Regions from separate parts of the Homo sapiens genome. Here region 1 is linked to region 2. A link is a contact called in ENCODE Hi-C data. All regions are on one chromosome and are shown on one strand. The core of a region is the stretch at or near the end of the contact, and the rest is flanking DNA. Distances in the headings are between cores, read along the strand shown.

What was found. Hi-C counts contacts between places; a loop is a spot of excess contacts on that map. Pooled maps may share reads with other maps.
Region 1: a loop to region 2 is called in a map of Calu3, with 6 times the contacts of the local background. The contact joins two enhancer-like sites. A Hi-C loop is called at or near these places in 5 of 168 maps with a recorded cell type or tissue (Caco-2, Calu3, K562 and 1 more) and 1 of 50 pooled maps.

Annotation. Positions count from the first base shown.
Region 1 is chr7:30,972,273-30,976,875 of GRCh38, forward strand. GHRHR (growth hormone releasing hormone receptor) reads left to right here. Exons shown (of 13, transcript NM_000823.4): 7 at 1,713-1,866; 8 at 2,157-2,217; 9 at 2,699-2,768; 10 at 3,505-3,596; 11 at 4,157-4,286. Among named protein-coding and RNA genes, the nearest start is that of GHRHR, 11 kb to the left of the region's middle. RefSeq lists an enhancer at 2,588-2,947 and a silencer at 2,599-2,777. Within about 2 kb of position 2,704, at least 3 of the 41 ENCODE cell types and tissues checked have a DNase peak (open chromatin) inside an H3K27ac peak, as active enhancers do.
Region 2 is chr7:30,893,401-30,899,849 of GRCh38, forward strand. No RefSeq gene overlaps it. Among named protein-coding and RNA genes, the nearest start is that of AQP1, 15 kb to the right of the region's middle. Within about 2 kb of position 4,016, at least 8 of the 41 ENCODE cell types and tissues checked have a DNase peak (open chromatin) inside an H3K27ac peak, as active enhancers do.

The DNA.
Region 1 (4,603 bases), core at 1,454-3,953, 78 kb after region 2:
TTTCCTGGACTGTGGTGTCGATCCATGTCATTTCCCATATTGCATGCTCTACTCCGCGTTCTGTAGTCCAACCTAGACCACGTTTCACTATGCACAGCCTTTTCCTTTCCTTTCACCCCTCCCTGAGCACTCATAGGTCTGTGCTGGGGGTGTGTACGCAAGGGGCTGGGAGGAGCTGGGTCCCTCCTTCAGGAAGAGCCCATGGGACAGAATGCACACAGATTAGGGGACTCCCAAGTGGAGGAAGCTGAGAGCTAGGAGAGAACGAGAGGGGGCTTCAGGGAGGAGAGGACCCTGGAGCTGTATTGGCAGCAACAATAGGGAGATGGGGAAGGAGAACATTTCAAGAGGAGAGACCAGGGTGAACAAACTCTCAAAGACAGGAGGACCTGGGCCATGTCCAAGAAACTGGGAAGGCACCATGGGAGAGATGGGGTGGAGACAATAAGAGGCAATTGAAATTAAAGGGAAGTTGGGCAGAATGTGGAGACCCAGCACCTGCTAGATCCTCTGCAAGTGTGCTGGAAATGAACAGCGAAATCAGGGAGCAAACTAACACATGACCTCAATTAACTGATGAAAGAATTAATCATACTTCATACTGAGCACTTATTTTGTGCCAGGCATTGCACTAAGTGCTTTACATATGTAGTTGTCCCTTGAACAATGTGGGTTTAGTGGTGTTGACCCCCCTTTCAGCTGAGAATTCAAGTATAACTTTTGTGTCCCCCAAACTTAACTATTGATTGCCTACTGTTGACCTGAAGCCTTACCAATAACATAAATGACCGATTAACACATATTTGTCTGTTACACGTGTTATATACTGTATTCTTACAATAAAGTAAGCTAGAGAAAAAATTTTAAGAAAATCATAGAGAAAATAAAAATTGGCTGTTTTTAAATGGAAGTGGATCATCATGAAGGTCTTCATCCTCATCGTCTTTATGTTGAGTAGCCTGAGGGGGAGGAGGAAGAGAAGTTGATCTTGCTGTCTTAGGGGTGACAGAGATGGAAGAAAATCTATGTGTAAATGGACTTCAGCAGTTCACACCTTTGTTGTTCAAGAGTCAGCTGGCATTATCTCTTGAATTTTTAAAACAGCTTGAAGAAGAAAGCATCACTTTAATCCCATTTTGTAGAGGAGAGACAGTTGGCAAGGTCACCCAGTGGCACACGGGTGGGGCTGGGATCAAACCTGGGCCAACTGAACTCAGAGGTGGTCCTGCTCCCCTGCCGGCAGGTGATCAAGTCATGCAGTGAGTGAGTGAATGCACGGGTGCCTGTGTGTGTTTTTTGCAAGACAGAGCTGTGGCTGAATAAGTCACAGCTCTAGGGATTGACTTCAGCTCAGGAAGGATGGGGGTAAGTGAAAATAGAAGCAAGTCTTAGGCAGTTTCCATTTAATCCTTATGATGAGGACTTGATCTAGGTATTGGAGGTTTTTCCTTTTACAGATGAAAAGCTAAGGTGTGAGGAGATTTGCACAGGAAATAGATAGTAAATTAGAAGCCAGGCTGTCTAGATACCAAATCTGTGCTCTTAACCCTCACTGTATATCACCACATCCCCTCTTGGGTGGCCCAAGGAGCTGCAGGTCCCAGCCTAACATGGAGGGGCCTGGAGGTTCTGTATCTGAGTAGGGTAGAGGAGACTGGGATGGGGCTCCAGTGGGTGTCCCAGCTCTGAAGCACCCAGGTCCTGGCCCCCAGGTTCTATGCAAGGTCTCTGTGGCCGCCTCCCATTTCGCCACCATGACCAACTTCAGCTGGCTGTTGGCAGAAGCCGTCTACCTGAACTGCCTCCTGGCCTCCACCTCCCCCAGCTCAAGGAGAGCCTTCTGGTGGCTGGTTCTCGCTGGCTGGGGTGAGCACTGAGGGCGGGTTGGGCACCATGGGGAGGTAAAGGGCTGGAAAGGCCCAGGGAGTTTACATAAAGGCCCCTCCACCTCACTCTGAGGCCCAGAGAAGGAGAGGGACAGGCCACAGTCCGGCAGCAAGTGTTGGAGGGTGGGACCAGGGCCCTGGCTCTGGGGTCCTGCCTGGCCCTGCCTTTGCAGTGCCCTACGTGGCTGATGGTGGTGGTGGGAGGTGGCGCCAGATCTCAGAGTCAAGGATGCAGACTCCCTCGCTTGTGTCTTCCCTGTACTCCTGTAGGGCTGCCCGTGCTCTTCACTGGCACGTGGGTGAGCTGCAAACTGGCCTTCGAGGACATCGCGTGAGTCGGAGCGGCCACCTTGTCATACCCGCTGGTCCTACATGGGGTGTGGAGTGGACAGTCAGGCCATGGGCTGTTCTCCAGGCTGGGAAGAGGAGGAGAAGGGACTGCCCGGCTAGGATGGGGGGTGGGAGAACAGTCTGTGAGTAGCACAGAAGGGGCATGAGCCAGGCAGGAGAGTGGAGCTCAGATTCCCAGGGCTGTGGGGCTGGGGGAAGGTGGGGTGAGGGAGCTGCCAGGGGGCCAGCAAGGAGGCATTGAACAGAGTTCAGAAACGTTTGTCCATCTAGGTGGATAGAAAGGGTGAGCCCAGCCTGGATTGGGGTGCCCCTTTGGGTGAGACCTTAACTGGCTGAGACAGGAGAAAAGGCTGGAGGGGAGGTGGGTGAGACCAGAAGGCATGAATGCCTGAGAGGGAGGTGCCTGCGTCACCACAGTGAAGGGGACTTTCCAACAACGGCCTTCTTTCCTCTCTCCCCAGGTGCTGGGACCTGGACGACACCTCCCCCTACTGGTGGATCATCAAAGGGCCCATTGTCCTCTCGGTCGGGGTCAGTCCCTGGGCCAGTGCCCTTTGCTTTATTCAGTCAACTTCCCTGGAACTACTGACGGGCTGTGCACAGCAGGAAATGCAACTCCAGGCTGGGTGTCTTGAAAACTGGGCTCCAGCCTTGCTCTGCCACTGATTCTCTGTGAGGCCCTCTCTGGGCCTCAGTATCCCATTGGTAAAACTAGAGGGGTGGTGGTCTCCATCAGCATGCAGGCTGTTCCAGCTCAATTTTGATGAGCCTAATGTGCTGGTTGCAGATCATTTACCACCACAGTGAGAGACTAGGGGTGCCGGGTGGGGGCAGTAAATGGAGTCTGCAGCTAAACCCCTCTCCTCCCTCTGCTCTCACACACAACACAGAGGCAGTGAAGACTGCTTTGCATGGCTTTGGTAAATGTACAAATGTTTTGCAACTTAGCAACTGTGCAAAGTGAGGGACATCTGCTTTGTGCTAGAGAAGAGCCTGGGAGGTGGCTGGAGGCAGGTGGCAAGGCCTGATCGCCCCCCTTGATCCCAGGACTTGGTCCTTCTCTGTCCAATGCTCAAATGTGGGACCCCCGCCCCCCCATCTCCAGGCTACCAGTTCTGGAGCAATGATCTGTGCATTCATTCACCTGCACATTCTCACGTCTCAAGGATTTAAATTTTCTAGTCCCCAAATGGGCTGGGGCTCACCCCAGCCACCCAAGGCTACCCCCTGACCCTTGTCTTCCACCTTCCTATGCCTCTATTTCCAGGTGAACTTTGGGCTTTTTCTCAATATTATCCGCATCCTGGTGAGGAAACTGGAGCCAGCTCAGGGCAGCCTCCATACCCAGTCTCAGTATTGGTACTGTGTGTTTGTGTCTGGGGATACTGGGAAAGGGTAACTGGAGGGGGATTCAATGTGTCTGTCTCATCCAATAAGCACTCATGACCTCAGCCCCATACTCTTTCTTCCCTATGTTCCCAGAGACAGAATAGACCTGGCCCCTTCCTTCTAGGGGATCACAATATTGGAAGGATGAGGACTCCAAACAGCCAGCTCCCATGCCAAATAGAACGATGAGTGCTGGGATCAATTTCTATGGGAGCCTGGGGAGAGGGATCCTTTCTAGTTGAAGGGTGGTGTGGTCAAGGAAGACTTCCTGGAGGAAGTGGTTTTGATCCACACTTTGAAAGATGCATAGACTTTGGGATAAACTGGGGCAATAACAGTTGGTAGGGGAATCAGCAGGATCCAGCGCCCAGAAATAAAAAAGCCCAGAGTGATTGTGGGGAGGTGGCGTTTCCCAAGGTGGCTGTTCCACAGAGTGGATATAGGGAGGTGGTAGGAAGTGAGAGGAGATGAAGTGCACACGACAGTTTCTAATCCCAGTCTTGGGAGCCTAGGATTTGTCTTTCCTGCAGGCGTCTCTCCAAGTCGACACTTTTCCTGATCCCACTCTTTGGAATTCACTACATCATCTTCAACTTCCTGCCAGACAATGCTGGCCTGGGCATCCGCCTCCCCCTGGAGCTGGGACTGGGTTCCTTCCAGGTGAGGGCCCCCACAGGCACTCTTTCTTTCCATTGAGGGTGCTGGAGGGAGGTGCTGTTGCCCACGGGCCTTGGCTGAGTTCATGACAGGGTGAGGGCTATGTTTTTCATCCATCTATTCAAATATCTGTCTGTCTGTCCATCTTCCAGCCACCCATCTACGTATTCAACTACCCATGCATTCTTCCATCCATCCATCCATCCATGCATCCATCCATCCATCCGTGCATCCATCCATCCATCCATACATCCATCTACCCACCCACCAACCCATCCATCCATCCATCCATCCACTCACCTAACCACCTACCCACCCAC
Region 2 (6,449 bases), core at 2,766-5,265:
TGTTGGTCTTTGGGGAGAGGCAGGCGGAGAGCCAATCAGGCTGGGAGGGAAGTGGGAGGGTAGGGACTGCTCTGTCCAGGCTGTGCCGAGGCCCCGGTGGGGTTTGCTATGTAAACTCCAGCAGCCATTCACAGCAGGCTTCCAGCAGAAATGCTTCCTATATATCCCTGAAATGTTTATGCATTTGTTTTCCTTGGCCAGGGATAGGGCGCTCCAGCTGAGCACCCGGGCAGAGGAAATCGGTTTCCCAGCAGCAGCCTTGTTTATCAGCCTGGGAAGGAAAAGTGTGTCTTTTCAATGAAACTCACTTAACCTCCTGACCAAGGTCCCTTTGGCAGCACTGGAGAAAACAAACTATTCCCAGTGTTGCTTGAGAAGACCATTTCCAACAAATTACAAACCTGCTTCTCTAGAAGCCAGGTACATTGTGCAGTTTCTTATTCCTTGCCTAGGTTTTCCTGGAATGGAAGATGAGCACAGCCCAGCACCACCCTCCCCCAGACCCAGACACTGGGACAAGTCCATGGTGCTGCCACCAAGCCTGCAGGAATGAAATACAGGCTCCTGACTCCTCACCCATGGGCGATCTCCATCCAAGGGGCAGAGTTTTCTAGGGAGACTGTGGGTGGGCTTCAGAGAGTCCAGAGCTGCCCAGATTATGTGAAAGTTTCCCCTCCCCTTGCAGTGGTCATTTTGGGAGAGGGAGTTGTGGTTAGCTTTTGTCACCTTTCCACCTTGCCCTTGGAGTCCTCCCCAGATGCCCAAGCTGGCTGTGGCTCCTTCAGGGAGGAGGGGCAGGGCAGCAAGGTCTTACTTAACCTGTCCTGCAGCAGTGCTGGGTGTTGCTGTGGGCCCTCTGATGAGCACATAGGAAGTGCTGGCCTCCTCTTTTGTGAGGGGGCTTCCCACTGCTAAGGACTGCCCCACGTCAGCTGATCCCCCCTCCAACTGCTGCTATGGCAGCTCTCCAGCCCCTCTGCCAGAGCCAACCTCTCCTCCACCACCTTTATGGAAGACCCGAGTCTTCCTTCTGCAGGATCCACACTTGAACTGTGCAAAGCACCAACATATCATTGCCTCCCAAATCCTGGAGATCAGACCTTCCCCACTCACCCCATCTCCTGCCCCACCATCTGTCGGGAGCTCCTCACCTTTAACCTTCCCCACTCCATGCGAGTGTCCCACATCCTGGGGACACAAATCAAGCTTTCAGGCAGTCTCCTTGAAGCCTCCCTCACTTGACTTTAGGAGTGGAGATTCACCCTCTCTGCTCCCCATGGCTAGGGGAAGGGGACCCAGGGACCCGAGCACACTGATGCTTCTCTCCAGGGACATCCTCACTAGCCCCGACCTCTTCGACTGCCAGCCCAATACTTTCTTCATCCTCTCTCGTGGTGGGAGGATCATTCACAGCACTCTCCCTGTTAGTTCTACATAGAGGGAGCACCTGTCAGAAGAGCGGTTTCCAGAGCTGCAAGAATTCCCTGGGGGTCAGAGCTGGGCCAGGGCTTGGAGGGGTGTTGGAGGCTGTACTAAGGCAAGCTTTGTCCAGACTCCACCTGACTGCTCCCCAGGGTCTCCATGTCTGAGCCCAAAGGGAACACAGCGTTGGGGGCAGGACCCAGCCCATCCAGAACACCAGCCGTGGAAGAGGAGCAGCAGCGCTCCCGCCCGCCGTGAGGGCCGGGGCTGGTGAAGTCTCAGAGAGGCTTCCACAGACCCTAGGCTCTGCTAAGCAAGGGTGGCACAGCAGGGCGTCTCTGCCCTAGTCCGGATTCACCACTCAAAGTGCTGTCTTCAAACCAGCAGCAGCAGCACCGCCTGATGTCCAGGCTTAGAAATGCGGACTCAGGCTGTGCCCAGAACTAGGGGATCCGAGTCTGTGCTTTCACTTAAAGCCTGCTCTGGAGGTTGTGATTTTGTGGGGAGACAGTGTGAAATGCACAAATAGCCACCAAAATGAAGTACTGAAGGCATGTGTGGGAGGCGGTCATGGGCACATGAGGAAGAAGCTGCATCAGATCCCAGGCCTGAGTGCAGCCCTGACTCCCCTGCTTCCTGCCTCTGGGGCCTTGAGCACTTGACTCGAGCTCACTGGGCCTCAGTTTCCTCATCTGTAGAATTACAACCTCCTAGGGCTGGGATGAGGATTAAGTGAGTTACTACATGGTGCAGTGCTTAGAACAGGGCCTGGCACAGCATCAGGACTCGGTAAATGTTGGCTCCTAATACTTCCAGTGAGATAGGAGGTGGTATCTCATCCGGGTGTTGGAGGATGAGCAGGGTTTTAACAAGTGGCGAAGTAGATGGAAGATCATTCCAGCTGAGAGGAACAGTGAAAGCAGAGACCAGGGAAGTCCTTGATGTCTGCGGGTCTCCTCTGGGGTGACCACAGTGTGGGAGGCCCAGAGCAGTAGGAGTGGAGGCAAAGAGCAGGAGAGGGCCTCAGACAATGGTCTGGGGCTGGGACGTTTCCCTGGGAGAGGAGAACTTCTCAGCGTGCTGCTTCAGACCTCTCTCTCCCTGGCAGGAGAGTGGGGTGTGGGGCAGAGGCTGGGAGCACATTGAGGGGATGGAAGTGAAAGATGGCTAGTGGCCTTTGCTACTGGAGGCCCAGTGGACCATCCTTACGTGGCCACTGAGCTCTTAGGGGATCCTAAAATTTGCAGGAGGCAGTCAGGTTGCCAAGTCTATTTGCAGGTATTTCTCCACCCACCACAGTCCGCCCTACTTCCTAATCATGCACTAATCCTCATGGGGGCTGTGGGAGCTTTAATTACCAGGCAAAAATGCCAGGCATTTGCGATAATAGAGATTGCTTAATGCAAACTCCAGCATGAGGGGGTGGACTGATAGGTGCGTGGGGGAGGGGCCAGGAAGAACATGGCTATAGTGTCTGCGTGTGTGTTCCCGGCAGACCTGTTATGCACAGAAAGGGATCAGGACCCTGCTGGTCAAGGGCCAGTGGCTACCAACGCCTGTGGGTGGCCTTTCCTGCCCTTCCTTTTTACGCCATCTCCCAGACTGCGGCGCTTCCTTCCATTCTCCTGCTCACCTTCCCACAAAATACCTATCTTGTGTCCTGTTCCTCCAAGAAGTCACTGAAGGCCTTCTCCATACAGATGGGGAAACCGAGGCCCAGACAGGAATCATTAGTTAAGAGTCCTCCTGGGCATTTCTTTTCCACAGGGGTCTCTTGGAGACCAGACCACCAGATGGTCTTGGGGCTGGATGGAATAAATCTGATGGGGGGTGGGGGTGATTCCAACCTGCCTCCTTTTGCCTCCCCTCTTGCTTCCCCCTCCAGCCCCACACCTCACCCACCACAGACCCCAGCAGCCTCTTCCCAAACTGCCCCTGGCTGCCTGCAGCCTTCCCTGGTGTTCTTTGATTCACCTGGGTCCTTGCCCTCTGGCTCCCCATGTCCATCTGTCAAATCCTACCCATCCCACAAGGCCAGCTCCAAGGCCCCTCCTCTAAGAAGCCCTCCTGGATTACCCAGCCGACAGTTCAAGTCCTCCCCTCTGAGTGCTCACAGGACTCAATCACCTCCTCTTTCACAAGCCTAGGTCTTAATAGTTAGAGGGTGTCGGTCACCTGGCCACAGGTGTATGCACAAGCAAACACATAAGCACATGCACACACACCCCTGTACACCTCTAGTGCTGTTTCCTTACCCCTGGGCCCGGGGCTCCTTCCTCCCTGCCTCTTTCCCTCCCCCAGGTACCTGTCCCACCCTGGGGGACAAGCCCAAAGCTCCTTCTGCCCACTTTGAGGCCCCTCCCCTGCTCACACCCACTCCAGGCAGAAAGCCTCGGCAGCTGGGTGTCAGGGCGGGAAGGTGCTGCCTGAGGCTCCAAACCGTTGGTTCCAGGTGTGGCTTTGAGATTAAACCTGGCGCCTTTCCTGTGGCCCTTGATAAGGGTGATCCTGAGTGTTTCTCTGGCATTTTCTGTTTAAGGCCTGTCTGAGGTTCAGCAAAGTCCCACCTCCCCACGGAGCCCTCCATGATAAGCACAGCACTCGCGGGTCCACCTCCCTGTGGCCTGCTCTGTGGGGAGCCCAGGGTTGGCACCATTCCTGGGCCCTGCCCCTCCCCTCCCCTCCCCAGCACAAGGACTGACCCTGAGGAGTGCTATTAATAATTATATCAGGACAGTTTTGTAATCAGGAACTGCCGTGCACGGGAACTGTAGTCTGCGGGAGGATTGTTCTGTTACTGATTGATCTCCCACCACCGTGCCCTTCAAACTCCGGGTTCAGATCCTTGGATTGTATTTGGGGGTTGGAGCTCAGATGAGGGGAATCCTCTTGGTGGGCTGGAGCAGTCGAAAGCTTCTTGAAGGGGGAGGATTGAAACTGGACCCTGAAGGAAAGTGGGTGGGAGGAGGGGCAGAGAGCATTCCAGATAAGCAGAGGGTCTGGGTTGTCAGGGGCAAGGGGCCTGGGGAGTCTGGGGGTGGTGGGAAGGTTAAGGATGTCAGGGCTGGATCCTGAAGGGCTTTGAATGTCAGGTTAAGGAGCTTGAGCTGTGAGCACTAGGGAGCCATGGAGGGTTTCAGAGCAGGACAGTGATGGGTCCAAGCTGTTTGGGAAGACTGATGTGGCAACAATGTGGAGGACAGATCAGAAGGAAGACGCTAACTTCTTAGCTGGGGCCATGGAGAGGAGGATCCGGTGTGAGAGAGCCTGCTTTTTTTTTTTTTTTCTTTTTTTTGAGACAGGGTCATCCAGGCTGGAGGTGCAGTGGCACAATCACAGCTCACTGCAGCCTTGATCTCCTGGGCTCAAGCAATCCTCCTAAATCAGCTTCCCAAGTAGCTGGGACTACAGGTGTGTGCCACCATGCCTGGCTAATTTTTTAATTTATTTTAATAGAGACAAGGTCTTTCTGTGTTGCCCAGACTGTTCTCGAGCTCCTGAGCTCAAGCGATCCTCCTGTGCAGGCCTCCCAGAGACATCCTGCCTTTTAGTGCTTCAGCCAAAGGAGCAAGGTGGTGGGCCCATGGACCCGCACCCAAGTCCCCGCTCTCTTCCCTGCTTCCTGGCAGGCAGATCTTGCCTCCAGCAGCGGTTCCGTCTGCCTGCTTCTCCGTCAGCACTGGTGGCTGCAGCTGTCCCTAGAGCATCTTTGCAAAACATCCCCGCCACGTGATGAAGGAAGGCTTCCTCTGCCCCCGTGCCTTGGCAAACCATGAAGGAGGGGGCCTCAATTCGAGGAAGTGCCCAGGGCTTTGTTCTGGCTCCCGCCATGGCTGGACCCACTGTCTATTGTTTTCCATGCCGTTGGTGACCTTGGGCCAGCTGGACTGGCTGGCTCCCACCTCCAAGTCCATTGCGGAAGACAGCCAGGCTGGCAGGATGATTTTCAGTCCCTAGGTGGTCTTGAGTAGGCCCCCTACCCATGGAGAGACTTAGTTTCCCCAGCTCTTGGGGGTCCCAGTTGGCATTATGGAGACTGTTTATCTCCTGAGGACCAGGAATCTCTTATTAGGCAGGAAAGTGAGTTCCCAGCCCCAGAACAGAGACCCATACCTCCTCCTGTGTCTGCTGTTGTTGGGGGCCCTTGTCCTGGACCTGTGGATCAGAGGCGCAAGTCTGTCTGCCATTCCCTCTCTCTTGGTTTTGGGGATCCTTGCTGCCCCTACCGCAGGGTGTGGTCTGTGAGGAAAGGGGCTTGGGTTGGATGATGAAGTGATTACAAGCTTCTACTGGAATTTGGACCACCTGAGTTTAGATCTTAGCTCCAACCTCTCAGTTGTGTCACCGTAGCTAAGTTACAAAATATGCATGCACGCACACACACACGCACGCGCACACACACACATGCACACACACACACACACATAAAGTGACCTTTCTGAGCCTCAGTTTCCCTGTCTGTAAAATGGGAATAATAACAGCGTAAACTATATAAGATTGGTGTGAGGATTAAGTGTAAGGTGCCTAGAAGAGCACCTGGCGCCTAGTAGGTGCCCAGTAAATGTTGGCTCTTTTGCCATGAGCTGATAGGAGGGTGTGGGGGTTGGGGCAAGTTCACCTCACTGAGATTCAGGAAGGGTGACCGTATGAGATGCTGTGATGTAGTGAGGTCTGCTGGGCATTGTCTCTGTGGACTGATCCCTGGAAATCAGTCCCTCCCTGTACCTTTCCAAACCCAGCCCTGAAAGGCAAGGCCCTCCTCTCCTTTCCCTGGCTCTCCAGGCCCCATAGCTGCTCCTGGGCCAACTGGATAAATGGCTTCTTCTCTGCTTGCCCCCTTAAGGCTGTTCCTCCCTGCTCTGGGCTTTGGTTCCCTGCTTGTGAAAGGAGGTGATTGGATGAGGAGGCCCTCCCTGCACAGCGACTGGGCCAGCATTCCCAGCAGTGACCACTCCTGAGACTGAGATCGAGGGCAACAGGGACAGACACTGTGTACAGCCCCTAACGAGCCTGGCACTCACACCTCC